Regions from separate parts of the Mus musculus genome. Here region 2 is linked to region 1. Evidence: chromatin loops called from intact Hi-C (ENCODE). Cell type or tissue: left cerebral cortex. All regions are shown on one strand. Region 1 overlaps Ido2 (indoleamine 2,3-dioxygenase 2). Region 2 has its middle 55 kb from the start of Gm24335.

What was found. A loop is a pair of places that touch in the nucleus more often than their neighbours do. Peaks named below come from ENCODE experiments on the same cell type or tissue, not always from the same donor. Only the 100,000 strongest peaks of a DNase experiment are listed, where the experiment ranks them.
Region 2: it touches region 1 in a loop (4-fold over the local background); 3 of 42 quality-filtered maps call a loop at or near these places.

What each region holds. Positions count from the first base shown.
Region 1 is chr8:24,543,017-24,551,016 of GRCm38, forward strand. It overlaps Ido2 (indoleamine 2,3-dioxygenase 2), which reads right to left. Exons shown (of 10, transcript NM_145949.2): 4 at 7,753-7,871; 5 at 5,804-5,818; 6 at 4,124-4,223; 7 at 3,491-3,608. Among named protein-coding and RNA genes, the nearest start is that of Ido2, 29 kb to the right of the region's middle. In left cerebral cortex, CTCF peaks have their summits at 3,420 (motif pointing left) and 4,401 (motif pointing right); DNase peaks (open chromatin) are centred at 2,890, 3,426 and 4,398; H3K4me3 peaks cover 503 bases.
Region 2 is chr8:23,340,685-23,348,684 of GRCm38, forward strand. No RefSeq gene overlaps it. Among named protein-coding and RNA genes, the nearest start is that of Gm24335, 55 kb to the left of the region's middle. In left cerebral cortex, CTCF peaks have their summits at 106 (motif pointing left) and 3,659 (motif pointing right); a DNase peak (open chromatin) is centred at 3,672.

The sequences.
Region 1 (8,000 bases):
AACCTGACCCAAGCAACTTGAGGAACAAAGCATTTATCCATCGTATGCTTCCACACCGTGCTTCCTAATCAAGGGAACTCAGGACAGGAACGCCAACAGGGATGGCACCTGGAGGCAGGAGCTGATGCAGAGACCGTGGAGGGACGCTGCTTACTGGCTTGATCCTCATAGGTTGCTCAGCCTGCTCTCTTATAGAAACCTGGACCACCAGCCCAGGGGTGGCTCCACTCACGATGGGCTGGGTCCTCCCCATCAATCACTAATTGAGAAAATGCCCCACAGGCTTGAGCACAGCCCTGCCCTATGAGGGCCTCTTCTGCACTGAGGAGCTCTCCTCTTAGATGATCTATATGTGCTGAGTTCACATAAAACTCGCCAGCGCTCTAGACAGGATCTGTCTCTCTGTCTCATATCTCTGTGTCTGTCTCTCTCTGTCTGTTTCTCCTCCCCTCCCCCTCCCCCTCCCCTCCCCCTCCCCTCCCCCTCCCCTCCCCCTCCCTCCTCTCCTCCCTCTCTCTCTCCTTCTCCTCCCTCCCCCTCTCCCTCTCTCCCTCTCTCTCCTCCCTCTCCCTCTCTCCCTCTCTTCCTCTCCTCCCTCCCCCTCTCCCTCTCTCCCTCTCTCTCCCTCTCCTCCCTCTCTTCCTCTCCCTCTCCTTCTCCTCCCTCCCCCTCTCCCTCTCCCTCTCCCTCCCCCCATCTCTCTCTCTCTCTCTCTATCACACACACACACACACACACACACACACACACACACTTTTTTTTTTTTTTTTTTTTTTTTTTTTTACCCTACAGGTCCTTTGTATATATGCTATGATTTCTGGTTTAGTGTTTTGTGGTATCCTGAGTGTGTGGATGCATGTGCACTTACAGCTGACTTTTTGTCTCTTGGTGTGTGTGTGTGTGTGTGTGTGTGTGTGTGTGTGTGTGCATGTGCCTTTTCCCAGGCTCCTTTCCATCTGTTTGTTTGTCTTGTCCAACTTAACATGATAGTTTTTGTTTTCTCTTACTTTATTTTATTATTACCCCTTAGAAGCCTGTTGGTTTTCCAGTGTAACACAGAAGGTGGTGGATCTGGGTGGGAGGGAAGGTGGGCAGAAACTGAGGGGAGAAAAGGGGAAGGATATATTATGTGAGGGAAAATTATTTTTAAGAAAAAGATAATTAATGATGAACCTAAGCATACGTCTCAGCAACAAGATCTCTGCATAGAAACCCAGCTAACCCTGTAAATTACTGCTGTAATCAATAAGAATGTAGTTTACCAAAGGGCTGGATTCCAAGTTAACGTTTAAATACCTGCTTCATTCTATAAGGTAGAAACAAACAGCGCAGAAGTAACTAAATAAAAAGATATGTTTGCCACACACAAGAATGCAAATAACTGTTGATAAAACAGAATTTAGGCATCTGCCTTCCTTTGGAAGAAACTCAAGGAACCCTGCGCATGAAAATGCAGATGCTGAATTCTCACACAGGGAAACTGGGTAGCCAATGAAGGTGTATACCAGAGAGGGGTCCTTGTGTCAAGACAGCATGTGACAGATAAAGACCACCCAGCAACCGTGACAAATGAGTTAGAAGAAGTCATCAGGAAATGCAGACTAATATTTTATGCTGCTTCTAGTCCCTTGGCCTGTTTTCCTTCCGTGATAGAAATTGCACGTATAATATCAGAATCCATACTTAATGCAGCTTGAACTAAGTCCCCATTTGAGGGTTTGGTTTCTGTGTTTCTTTTTGTGGTTCCTGCTAAGGCTCCCGAGAGACAGCCAGGCCCCTGAAGAAGAAAACCAGGGAGGGAACTTTCCAGAGAAAAGGAAGAAGAGACTAAGGGCACCCAGAGCAGAGAGACACACCCAAAGGGAAAGAGCAGAGGCCACTGCAGAAAACCTGCTCCTTTAACCAAATCTAAGGAGAGACCATGTGGACGTTACCTGCAGGAGGGAGATTGAATTCATTTGCTATCTCATAGCACATGCAGATGATAATAGATGAGTTAAGAACTTAAGTATAAAAGATGAAAACTTCAGAAGAAAGTATGGGGGATTATATTTCCAACCTGTTCTTCCTGAATCATTTCTTACGTAAGAGCTAACGAACAGTCCTGGGACCATATTTCAGTGGAGAATTTTTGCTTGCAAATGGCATTAAACAAACCTTATTTGTACAACTATGTTAGGCTGGGCAAAGGCCTGGGGACTTGGCTTGCAGCGCAGTGGGCCTCCGATGTCCACAAAAGGCATTTTTATGGACCCTACATGCCTGGGAAGGAAGGAAGGATGTCCTGAGGGAAACCCAGGATGCTTGCTGAAGCTGGGCTCTAAACACAGTGATTGGTTATTGGTAAAATCTAGTTGGGGGTTTGGGAGTGGAGGGAATCCACCCAGCCACGCTCTCCGAATCACACACAAAAGCAGCCCATGCAGACCAGACTCCGTGCCAAGGACACGCACGACCCCCTGCCTATGCCTTCCAGCGTTTGATTTTGTTTTTAAACATGATCTCTCTTTTATGGTAACTGTTATAGTATGGCAAGCGCCTCCCCTTGCTGACTCTGTACTGCTGGCAAGGTGCCTGCATAGAGGCAAGGTGGTGGCGACCTGTTTCCGCTCCTCAGTGCCACACTGAGTAAGGATCATCGGACAGCCCTTAGCCCCTTAGCTGTGTGTCCTTGTCTGATAGGCTGTTGTCAGCCTGCTTGTGTGCCAGGAACACTGCCCTTCCCATGGCGTCTCAGCACTGGGGATGAAAACTCACTGAACACTGGACTAAACTGTCCTCACTAGTGCCCTATTTTGACTGCAAGTATTTCAGAGGCTAGGACATATCCTCCATCCGGAGACGCGAGGAGGGCGTGCCCACACTAAGGGCTTCATGGGATGGTGTGGAGGATACTGTTGCCATCTTTGAAAAGTGTGGACACGTGTCCTTCTCCTTCGCCACGTGTGTGAATACAGCTAGTTCTAAAACCTTGAAAAAAAGTCATCACATAGAGAAATTTGTCTCAGGATCAGATGGCTTGGAAGGAGTCTAATTGGGGAGCTCTCCGGGTCCTTGGACCTCCTTCAGCGGATCATGAGGGTCTTTCTGGATTTGTAACATGGTCAGAGAGGAAAAGCAAATGACTCTTGAGGGCCTTACAGACGCCCCCACGGGACAGCCCTGCCCGCCAGCAAGCCTAACCTGTATAACCAACATTCCCCCTTGTGGCCCATCCAATCTCCCAGGCTTCGTTAAGAGATCAGCATGCCAAAGTCGTATCTGGACCCTGGAGAAGGGAAGCTACCCCAACCACACGAAACTATAAAGAACGATTCTAAAAAAAATATTTCTGCCGACTGGAAAAAAAAAAAAAAAAACAATTCTCTGACTGGGACGCTTTACGCTAAATATAGAACACTAGCGCCATCTTGTGGAGAGATGGACCACCATCATCCACGTAGGACCTGCCCAAGTCCAGGCCACTGGAGACGCTGCTCCAGTATCTTACCATGCATTTGGGCCAAGGCTCTGGTGATATCCTGGATGGAGAGTCTCAGCTGCTGCAGGGCTTCTAGCAGGGTGTCCTGACTGTGTTGCCGAATGGCCTCCATTCCCTGAACCAGGGCCTAGGAATAAGATCCACGTTCTCAGTTGAGGTGCTACGAAGTAACTTTTTTTATTAAAACCCCCGCGGGATGCAGATCGCCACGGAGTAGCCCACACTACTGGAATATCTCTGGAGCGTAAATTGTGACATCAAGAGCCTCAACACAAGTGCTTTCTCATTCCTTCTGGGTTTCCCATATCACAGTCGTTTCTACTCTGGCATCCCTACAGATATGCATGGATATGCCTTTATCTGCCTTTCCATAAAACAGTCTTTTTCTTTTTGACCTCTGAGTCTCTAGCTTCTGCAGGTCCATGAAGTGGAACAGCTAGCGCAGTGGGTGTCTGTTGCACTCAGCGTGTGGTACCTGGGTGTAGACGGAGAAGTCGGTTCACTCCAGGCTAAAAGGGCACTGACACCACAGGCTAGAACTCAGATATGTCTCTTCATCGTCAACCCTAGGAGGAGGAGGCCTCTGTCTGTCCACGTGGGGAAAACCACCATAGGGAGAGGGCCGGGTGAGTAAGAAGATACCTTAAGGCCGGGCACTGCTGCCTTCTCCACCAAGACTGTCACTAGGATGAAGCCCCGCAGGCTCTCTCCCCCCGGAAATGAGATGATGGTTTCCAGGTTACTGGAGGAAGAGACCAAGAAAAGAAGAAAATCAGATCAGTTAGAGCCAAATTCCTATGACCTGAGAACTATGACCATTATGGGTGTGTGCCTGCGTGCCTGACTAGAGTTCTAACCCAAGGATGAATTGCTGCCACAGAACCGCGGCCGGAAGCCTGTCATTACCACATCCAAACAGTAGGTGGAGCTCCAGGAACGCTACAGAAGAGGGGCAGGACAGACTACAGTAGTCAGAGGGGTTGAGAACGCCAGGAGAACACAGCCCACGGAATCAAAAACAAGCCGACCTCATGGGGGCTCACAGAGACTGAAGTGACAATCACAGAACCTGCATCGGCGTGACCTACGCCGTCTGCTCATATGTTGTGGTTGTGTGTAGTTTCGTGTTCCTGTGGAACTCCGAATAGTGGGAGTGGAAGAGTGTCTCTGACTCTTGCCTGCTCTTTGGATCCTTGTCCTCCTAGTGGGTTGCCTCATCAAGCCTTGAAATGAGGGGCTGCTGTTTGTAACTATGTCAGGGCAGGTTTGGAGGATAGCTCCAGGAGGCTTGCTTTTTTTTTTTTTTTTTTTTGGAAAAGTAGGAGTAGATCTAGGGAAAGGAGAAGTGAGAGGAGGACTGGGAGGAGTAGGGGAGGAGAAACTGTGGATAGAATATAATGTGTGGAAGAAGAAGAAGAAGAAGAAGAAGAAGAAGAAGAAGAAGAAGAAGAAGAAGAAGAAGAAGAAGAAGAAGAAGAAGAAGAAGAAGAAGAAGAAGAAGAAGAAGAAGAAGAAGAAGAGGAGGAGGAGGAGGAGGGAGGTCATTTCTAATCAACCTGCTGCTGTCCTGTCTTCCCATCAGAGCCAAATCTGACCTGATACAGAACCCAGATGAGTATCTGCACACATCTGCGTTGTCCCCAGCATCTCAAACATAAGCAAAGCCCAGCCTCAAACCTCAAAACAGCAAAGCGGAGGTGAGTCACACATCTCCTCGGTCCAGCAGAGGTGTTAGCCTGGGGAATATTTGCCATCCACCTGTATGCTCCACAGAGCTGAGGAGGGTGTGTGTGTGTGTGTGTGTGTGTGTGTGTGTGTGTGTGTGTGTGAGAGAGAGAGAGAGAGAGAGCGCAGGATGTGACTCTGGCTCCTCTGCTAGCTCTGCTCCCCGGGGAAGGTGGAGCCTATGACTATAGACCACACCTACTCACAAGGGCTCCAGCCCATCAGGTAAGAAGGGATTACAAAGGGACCCTTCTGTCACTGTGACCTGCCTGTTTCTGGCCTTTTGCTGATGTTCTTCAGAAATAAGAAATCTCTGCCAGTTTTCACAGAGCCACGGTTTCTTTTCTTACACTACACTTTTTTTTTAAATCATGGACATACAGGAAAATGTGGTTAAGAAAAATTAATCCCTGCACCCCTAGAAGCTAACCTCCATCAGAGCTACTGCTTGGACTATTGACTTTTTAATGCACTTCGAATTTTCAGGAGTTCATAGACAGCTGATGCTATTCCATCCATACAGCTGACCATGCCACCCTCTTGCTTTATCACAAGCCTTTAAAGGTAACAGTGGGTGGTTCTAAAGGCACATCTTACCTGATTTCCAACGGTCTGGTCGCATAATAGTTATTGGTGATAACAAAGAGAAAAAGAAAAAAAAAAAGAAAACAACTTAGTTAGTAACCAGATATAATTCTTGAGGTCCCGGGTACCCAGGCTCCCACACTCATCTGCAATGCCCTGGCACATGTACGGATCAGGACCCACCTAGGATGGACAGTGAGCCACTGGGTGACAGCAGAAACCAGATCTCACTTGACAGCCCGTGTCGTGTGTCTGTGTATGTACACATTCTTGCTTGCCTCTCTCTAGCTGCCTCTCGGTGCAGACCCCACTTCAGTTACTCTAATCCTACCCACCTGTTAGGAGTGGCCTTACATCAGCGTCTGGTCAGGCACCATGCTTTCCCTGCTGTTCCCCCTGGAGTTCTGAAGATACTGTTTATGTTGTTCTTTGACTTGTGTTAAGAGCTACTTTGTCTCAATACTGAACTGTTTGGGTGGTGGGGGTGGAGGTGGGGGGGGGTGTTGCTTCTATTTCTTTCATTTCTTCAAAGCACTTAATAAGCCCTGGGTAGACATCTTAAAAGACTCAGGAAGATGATGGCTCAGAAGAAATACGGTGGGGGAGCTCCAGGCTTGCATTTGCATCTCTGGGTGCTGTACCTCACTTGATGGGACATTCATTTCCTGGGGTTGTTTTCAACCCTGTCACCTCCCTTAAGACTTCATCTCCCAATTTCCCTTGAATCACAAACCCAGCTTCACAATAGTCCAGGCGCACATATTTATCATCTCACCTACTCCAATTCTAAGTTAGATTTAGTAGCTTTCAATGCAGATCAGTTTTTCGTTGCTGTATAATTGGTCAAAGACCAAGTCAGGCCTGGTTGTGCATGCTGTTAGTGGCAGATAGTCAAGGGGCTGAGGAGGTCTAAGGATCACCAAGTCAGGGACTGCTTATGCTACAGTGTGAATTTCAGGTCAGCTTTGGCATTGTGAGAGAAACTGTATCTAAATAAACGCTGAAGAGAGGGCTGGGGATAGAAAACAGGGGTGGAGCTCCTGCCTCACAGGTGAAGGTTCATTCAGTCCCCAGTCACAAACAAGCTTATCATCAACATATGATGCCATCATGATACCATTCATCATATAGCATCACCATACAACATCAACATCGTATGACATCATGTAACATTATCATATGACATCATCGTCATATGACATCATCATCCCAGAAAGCATGAAGTTCTAAGGCTCAGCAGACTGTAGATAAGAGGAGCCCTCCCCAGTTCTTAAAAGGAAGGGTCTCTTGAAAGGGTCCACAGCAGATCTCAACCATCTCTTTCAGCACTGCATGGCTACCTACAACCAGCATGCCAAGAAAGGTCCCTTTATGTCCAGCCTGGACTTCTTGTTTGCTGTTTTAATTTATAACAAAAGTAAATGCTGCCTTGCGTCGACCGCCTGAGACAGATTCAACTGTGAAAATGAAGTTTCCATGGATTGGTTGTTTGTTGAAAAGTCAATAAACAGATGCTTTTGTGCCCGGGACAAGTGTGGAATGGTGTAAACTAGACAGAATAGATGGTGTGAATCAGAATTCCACCCACGTGAAATCATTTATTCAGAACCATAGAGATCACCTCCAGACACCCCATCCTAACCTGACTTGAATGGAACACAGAACATGCTGAGAAAAAACAGCCCAGTGTCATTATTACAGCTGGAGGCTGACAGTCTGATTAAGAGATCCAGATGGGCACTGGAAGCAGCAAGCCAGTGTGCCTGAGAGCCCAGGAAGAAGAAATGTCTCAGGTTTAAATGTGTGCATTCCCTTTTATTGGAACCCTAAATTAAATGAATGGGAGCACACAGCTCACTATAAAACAGCCCTAAGACCCTGAGTCTTTTCTGCGAAGACAGTTCAAGTCCTGAGTCTTTTCTCAATCTGCTGCTAACTGAAGGAATCCTTTCCCTCCTTACCCTTCTGGGTTCCTTTTGGTCCAGTTTGTCAGCACCAGGTCAGAGTGGACCAGGATAGGCGGGAGTCCCAAGTTCCTGGATACCTCAACAAAAGGAATGGCAAGAGATCTTGGCAGCACCTTTAGGACAGGAATCCAGACAATTAGTATATTCTACTGGCAGAGAAAATCATCACGGTTGCCTGTGATAAGCGACCTGGAGACCAAGCACGAATTCTCTGAATGTTCCACACCTATACCCTACACATG
Region 2 (8,000 bases), 1.2 Mb before region 1:
GAAATCCAATTTTGAGGGTTGGTCAGGGTTGTCCAAGAGACTCCTAAAACATCACAGGCTCTTGTTATTGGCCTTGATTGCCCTCTAGAGGTGGAAGGTAAGCCCCTATTGCTGAAGGTAAGCTGTACTTCAGACACGGGGGTCCAGAGGCCCCTGAGCTGGAATGAACCTGAATGTCTCCTCCTTGAGAACTAGCTCTCATGGTACAGAAACCGCCATTTAAGCTTCCAAAGAAGGGAAGACCCACTCAATAGGAGGGAAACCATTCCTAATACTGGACACCTAGCCAACTACCCAAGGCTGGGGAAGTCATGGATCTTGCAGGAGAACCTACAACTATGGCTTTCCTAAACTGCCCCCTAATCTCGAAGTACATTCTAAACATTTGTTCTTGTACACACCAGATAAGTTTGATACTCATCTGTTGTCTATCAACACATCCACGCCTCTTGTCAAGAAGACTTTGGGATGCACCCGCTGAAGATCCTCACAGAAAACTACCACCAATCAAATTTTATAGACGTGGAGCCCCAGTCCCAATACATCTATAAAACAACTCCTCCACCTATGTCTCAGGGATTATGAGAGAAGAAGGGGCCAGAAGAGTGTACGAGCCAGAGGGTGGGGAGTTTCCTGTGAGATTGTGTTTGATGTCAGAAGCGATACCCATAAAGTCTTCACATGACGACTTAAATATAAGCTGAACAAGGATAGCCACAACAGACATGCCAAAGAGGATGGGGTAGGCGGAAGTTCACGAGTCCTTCACCTTACACCGAGAACCCAGGGACGCACAGAACGGTTGGACCATTTGTTCACGTTGCTTTTGACCTAGCACCTAGATATGGCCTTCCGAACTTCTGGAGACTTCTAACAGGAAGGGACACTGGGGTGATGGGATGTTGAGGTGTTTGATCTGTCCTCCATGGACCTTGGACCTTCTCAGAAGCCCCTTGAGCTTATCACCAATAGTCTGCTTTCTGTTCCCGTGGCCTTTCCCCCCTTCCATAGTTCACACATGAGGGAAGATACAGGACCCTTGTCTCGTCGATCTGACTCTAGGTTGCTTCAGTTAGCACGATCATTTCTAGCCCCATCTATTTTCCTGCACATGACATGGGTTCACTCTTCTTTATGGCAGGATGCTGCATTGCTCGTCCTTCCATGAAGCACCCCCGTTTACTCTGCTGCTAGGCACCAAAGCTTAGTCCATGACTTCACTATTAAGGGTAGTGTGTGATAAACGTAGATATGCAAAATTTTTTACCATATGCTTTAATCCCTCCTGATGTTTTCATGATCTATAGCCATGAAATTCATAAAGGACTTCCTTATTGATTTCCGAGTGGATGCGTTGATTTATACTTCTGTCAGCACGGTATAAGAGTTCTTTTTCCCCTTGCCAATATTTGTTGGGTTTTTGGGTTTTTATTTTTTGTTGTCATTGTTTTGTTCTGTTCTGTTTTTCTGACTGGGGTGAGATGGAGTCTCAGTGTAGTTTTGATTTGTATTTCCCCAGTGGATAAAAGCGTTTAACATTTTAAATTTATTATTTATTGGCTGGCCATTTTTTTTAAGTTTACTTTGAAAAGTATCTATTGAAGTTGCCCATTTATTGATTGGATTATTTTTCTTTTGTTGCTTAATTTTCCAATTTTGAGAATACAGGACGGATATTATTTCCATGTCATGTAAATATTTAGCAAACGTTTCCTCCCGTTCTGTAGCCTGCCACTTCACTCTGCTAATTGTTTCCTTAGCCATTTAGAAACTTTCTAATTTGATGCAATTCTTAGTTATTTCCTGTTATTTCCTGAGCATTTTGGAGCCAAATTCAGAAAAACATTCTCTACACCTGTGTCTTGAAGTGTTTTTCTCTGCGTTTCGAAGTTTCAGGACACATTTTGAATATTTGGCATCCACGTTACAGCTCTCTGTCTTACCCCTTTTCAAACACATTAGACATAATTAATCTATTATAATTATTTTTAGTCTTCATACGCCTAAGATATGAATGGCTTACGTATCACTTTGTAAAAACAGAAAAATATGAATTTTAGCTGTTGTCCTTTGTCATTATTTTTATGCCTTCTGGTATTCTGTTCACTGACAGTTTTATTTGTTTGGAGGACTCTCTTGGCCTTTCTATAGGGCAGGGCTGGGGAAGAGATATTCTTCATCCTTCCTTCATTTCTGAAGGACAGATTTTGGCTGGGTACAGCCTTCTGGTTGGTCAGTGCTTTCCTTGGTACCAGGAAACTCTCCCACCATTCTCTCCTGGGGTGCTCAGACAACATGAGTATTCTGCAGTCTGTCCACTTCTTTTCTCTCCGTGCTTTGAAGATTTTCTCATGGTCTTTGACCTTTGAAAGCATGATTATAATGTCTTGGGGGTCCACTAGGGTCTATATTTGAATATTTGTATCTTCCTTTGTTTGGGAAATTTTCTGCTATTATCTCTTTGAGTAAGCTCCCTTTGACTTCCAGAGGACTTTGAACTGCAATAATCCATATTTTTCTTTTTTGCCTTTAGTGTGACCCCAACATTCTCCCAATTTCTTCATTCTTCTTCACTCTTTTCTTTAATAAGTCTGAATTCAGCCTCACCCACTTTTCCTTTGATATATTTAATACTGGTGCTTTTTTCAACATTTGTTATTTCACTTAATTTACTTATTTAAATGTATTTCCAGTTCAAAGATTTTTGTTTAATTTAAAAAGAGTGACTACTATTTCTTTACTAAGTTTCTCTATTAGAGTATTGAGGGTATGTGTGTGTGTGTGTGTTTTCTTGAACTTGTCTGGCTTCCTTAACTGTTTTTATTAGTTACCTTTTTGGTTGCTGTGATAAAATACCATGTGCAAGGAAACTTATATTAGAAAGATTTTATTTGGACTCATGGTTCCAGAGGGATCAGATCCAGTCATGGCAGAAGCTATGGTAGCAAGTAGCAGACAGGATAGCAACAGCAGGAAGCTGAGCACACATCTTTAAATGTTAGCAAACTGAAAGTACAATGGAGCTCTATACCCTCAAAGGCTTCCCTTTCCTTTGATGGTCTCCTTCCAGCACTTCCAAGCCTGCCCCAACAGCGCCACCAACTGGAGACCACGTGTTCAGACACCGGAGCCTGTGGGGGACATTTCTCATTCAAACCACTGCACAGCTGCTCTAAACCTCCACTTTAGGCTTTATCCCTGTTGGTTATGACTGATTTCTGTACCTCATTTTCACTCTTAGATGGGGTCATGGATCATTGAAATTTTCCCCCTTCCCCCAGCTTTGGAAAAATTTAAATTAACGCATATTTCTAGTACATAGAAATGGGATTCACTGGCCTTTCCATACATGAAATCAGGTATTGATCATATCTGTTTTCTACTTACTGCCTTTGTTCCTTTCTCTTCCCTTTCTTCTAGCTTCTTTATCAATTCCTAATCATCTCTTTTTACTGGAAGTTCTTAATGTTGCTCAGTGTGCAATGCAATCTGTGCATTAAAATCCTGCATTTATTGAAGTCTGTGCTTTCTTTTCCAGAAATTCTAAGCAGACTGATTATTTCCTCCGACATTGTTGTCACCCCTACAATCTCAGCACTTGCTGTCACCCCAAGACCGGGTTTGCCATAAGGATACTTTTGTCTGTTATCACCGTTTCAACACTAGAGGGCGACCCAAACCCAGCTTTGTCTTAGACCTTCTGTTGGTGCATTGTTTAGAATGAACTGTGAATGAGTGTCTACACCTCTCTGTGCCTCCCTCAGATAAGGGTGACCCAGGCATGTCATCCAGAGTCACTGCTAGCCAGGTTCTCCAGTGTACTGTTTGGTTAAGGCAGACTCACTGTGAGTCAAGCATTGCAATGCCATTTCTTGAATACAAAGATCACCACAGCACTAGTGCAGGACCAGTGATGGGAGAAAAATGAAGCATATGAAATGAATCAGAATAAGGAAAGAATAGTTGAAGAGATCCTGGATCTCAAAGGCAGTGGCAAGATACTTGAAAATGTCAGGGAAGAAGGTGGGTGGGGTCCAGGACAAGAAGCCAAACTGAACACAGCTGTACATTTAGCAGCCTCCTGAAAGAGACCCAAAAGCCACAAGCAAGCAGCTATTCTCATTTCTGGTAAAGTAGACTTGAATTTCAAACTACAGAGATGTGAAAAGGGTGATGGTCATACGTTAATAAAGGGGCTGATGCCTCAAGAGGAATTCCACAATCGTGAACATCTAGGCAATGAAAGAGTTCTCAATGTCATCAAATGCACTAAGCAAGCATGACAGTTCAGGTAGACTCTGATACGACCATGGAGAGAGACTTGAATACCCCATGATCATCTTTAGGTAAGTCATCCAAACTCAATCTCAGCAAAGACACCTTAGAGTGAAATTATCCTATAGATCAAAAGGCTCTAATATTTCTAAAGAATATCCCATCTAACAGATAGGGAATAGAGATTATTCACCGTGGCACATGGAGTTTTTTCTAAAATTGATCATACTATAAGTCACAAAGTAAGTCTTAAGAAATTTTTTAAAAATGGAATGAACCATGTTTTTTTTTATTAAACCATAGAACAAAACTTGAAAGTAACAGCAATAGAAACAATAGAACTACAAAAGCTGCAAACAAATAGCACACTTCTGAACAAACAGAAGGTGCCGAAGAAATCAAGGAGGAAATTCTAGAATTCCTAGAATTAAATAAAAGCAGTGTTAGCACGCGTATACAAATATGCATATACATATGCATATAAAATTTCAATTTAGGTTCTGCATCTGAGGGAAAACATGCAAGTTTGGCTTTGAGTCTGACATATTTCACTTTAACATAATGATTTCCAGTTCCATCAATTTTCTTGAAATGTCATTATTTTCTTTTTCTTTACAGCCTAAGGAAAAAAGACTTACTTTAGGGTTTCCATCACATATATGCTATAATAACGGGATTCAAATGTTATTGGCCACTGCCATGGATCTCGCTTACCCTTCAGAACTTGATGCTCAAACCTTGTTGCTGAAGACACCACATTATCGACTCAGAACAGAGAAATCAGTCTGGTTCAGACCCGGTAGTTTTATTCCTATTGGCTAGCTTTCACCGTGCTGCAAGGTTGTATGCTTGCAACTTGGGGGAGAAAATTCGTGAACAGACTTATTCTGCTATGAATCCATGTTCTACAACAGTGATGGCTTGGCATGTTCTACAACAGGTACAACCACTGGCGCATTAGTGCCACAGATGTTTTGGAAGTAACCAACCACCTTCTTCTTTAAAGTCCACTCCACAAGCTGGAGCTCATGTCTGGTACTCTTAACTGAGCCCAAAATCCATGGTTGGTTATGGCCATAGGGAACAACCTAGTATTATTATTCTGCTAAATGAACATAGTATTGTTCTACCTTCTAAGTCCGTGGTTCTCAACCTTCCTAATGCTGTGACCCTTTTATATAGTTCTTCATGTTGTAGTGGACCCCAACCACAAAATTATTTTATAGCTATTTTATAACTGTAATGTTGCCACTGTTATGAATAGCAATATAAATATCTGATATCTTGCGCGCGCTCGACTGGCCAGGAAGAACGACACTGCAACAGGATCCTTCTGCACACGTTTATTGGGAGAGCTTGATTGTAGAGGCAAAAAGACCCTGAGCCCAGAACTGGTGCTGCTTACATAGGCCTAGGAGAGGCGTGTCTCACATCTGATTGGTTAACTTGTCTTGGCAAAAGAACCTTCACTGCCTATGTATGTGTGGTGGCCAGCAGTAGCCAACTGCCACTCTGCAACTGCCACTCTGCAACGGCTTCCCACACTGATATGCAGGATATCTGATACATGACCCCCAAAGGGTTCACAACCCACAGATTGAGACCCTCTGCCCTAAGTTCTTATCTTTATTCCTACAGATTAGTGCACCTTTCTACCCTCATCAGAGAAGCATCTTTTTGTAGTAGACGGTAACTAATAGACTCACAACTCATTAACATGCAAGAGAATAGTGCATTTGAGAGTTCTCATGTATAAATGGGAAATCTATGTGAAATCTCATGGTTCAGGGACCATCATGGAAAAGAGGGCATGACAAGACATGACAGAAACACTTCACACATGAACACAAATCAGTTTAACTGCATACAAGAACTTGTACAACATCAAGCCAGACAAAATCCTAAATGGATAGGGAAGAGGCTCATGAAATTCTATGTGATGATCTATTGGTAATAAATGGATCCTGGGGTCCAGATTATCAGTTTTTGTTCAGGGATGAGGGCCCTGAGTGGCTATTCATGCTCCAGGAGATGGCTCTATACCCAAGCACATAGAAATTAGTTTTGTTTTTATTTTATTTTGTTTTTATTTTTGTCAACCTGACCCAAGCTAGAGTCATTGGGAGGAGAAATCCCAGTTGAGAAAATGCCCCTACCAGCTTAGCATGTGAGCAAGTCTATTAGAGGTCCCAGCCCACCGTGGAATGCCATCCCTGTGCATGGTCCTGATGGTATGAGAAAGCAGGCTGAGGATGCCGGTAAGCAGCATCCCTCTATGGCTTCTGCTTTGGTTCCTGTCTCCAGGTTCCTGCCTTGAGTTCCCACTCTAACTTTCTTGGATGATGGACTGTGCTGTGCAAGTATGAGATGAAATAAACTTATGAGATGAATAAGCTTCCTCCCCAAGCTGCTTTGGGTCATAATGTTATTTATGCCTATCTGTCTGTCTGTCTGTCTGTCTGTCTGTCATCTATCATCTATCAATCATCTATCTATTTGAGACTGGGTCTGTTTATGTAGTCCTGAATGTCCTGGAACTCACTATGTAGAGCAGAATGGTCTTGAATAAATGGAGCTCCGCCAGCCTCTGTCTCCTAAGTGCTGGGATCTAACATAATTTTAGCAGGTCAGCTTTGTTCACTCTGTGCTTGTTCTTTCTTTCCCTCTTTCCATCCAGCTTTGGGATAGGCTTTCCCAGAGAACCCAGACTGGCCTAGGGTTAGGGGTCTCTGTGCCTCAGTCTGCTGAGAGCCAGGACTGTTTGAGGTTGTATCCTTTACTGTTTCTTCTTTCCCCTCTAACTTTTCAGTTGCATCATCCCTCCATGCCTCTGATTGTCCCTCTTTACATTTTTACTCCTCTGTTTCTTAATTGTTATTGTTAGTCTTACTTTGCATATTTCTTTATTGTTTGGATCCTCAGTAACTAATATCTTGATGTGCTCAGTACTATTTGGGTCTTTTGCTTCATAAAACTACTGAAGTTGAAGGGGTGGCTGTTTCGTGTTTATCACTGTGCTTTCATAGAAGGCCTAATCCTTTCTTGTAACCATTCCTCCAGATAGTGCTCTACTCTCTGAATGGTCCTGAAGGTTGAACTTGCTTCTCTGAGCATGTGACTTGAAAATCTAACTACTGAACTACACCCCTGATCTATCAGAGAGAAACAACATCTTAATCCTATTATGACTTAGTCTCATTTCTACATTGCAAACATGTCCACAAAATAAATGTGGGTGATTAAGAAAGGAAATCCAAGCAGCCAGCTAATCCCAGTTGTGCAAGTCCAAGTGCAAAAACACAAGAAACATGAAAGACCAGGCAACATGACTTCTCAAAAACCGACTAATCCCACAGTAACGGCCTCCAATAAGAATGAATTATATGAAATCCCAGACAAATAATTTGAAAGAATATTTGTAAGTATGTTCAAAGAAATCAAGGAGAACACGAATTTCTGAATAAATTAAAAGAGAACACACAGCTGAATGAAAAGAGTGAAGTCAATATGGGATGGGAATATGGAATTTAATAAATAGATTTACTGTAAGATCAAGCTGAAATACTGGAAATGAGAAGTTCAATAAGTTAAAAAAATCAGTGGGAATTATCACTCATAGAATTCATAAAGACAGCAGAGCATCAGATTTTGAAGATGAGGCAGATGAGTTAGAGATGCAGATAACACAAAGATAAGTCAAGAGGAAAGTCTGAATATAACATATG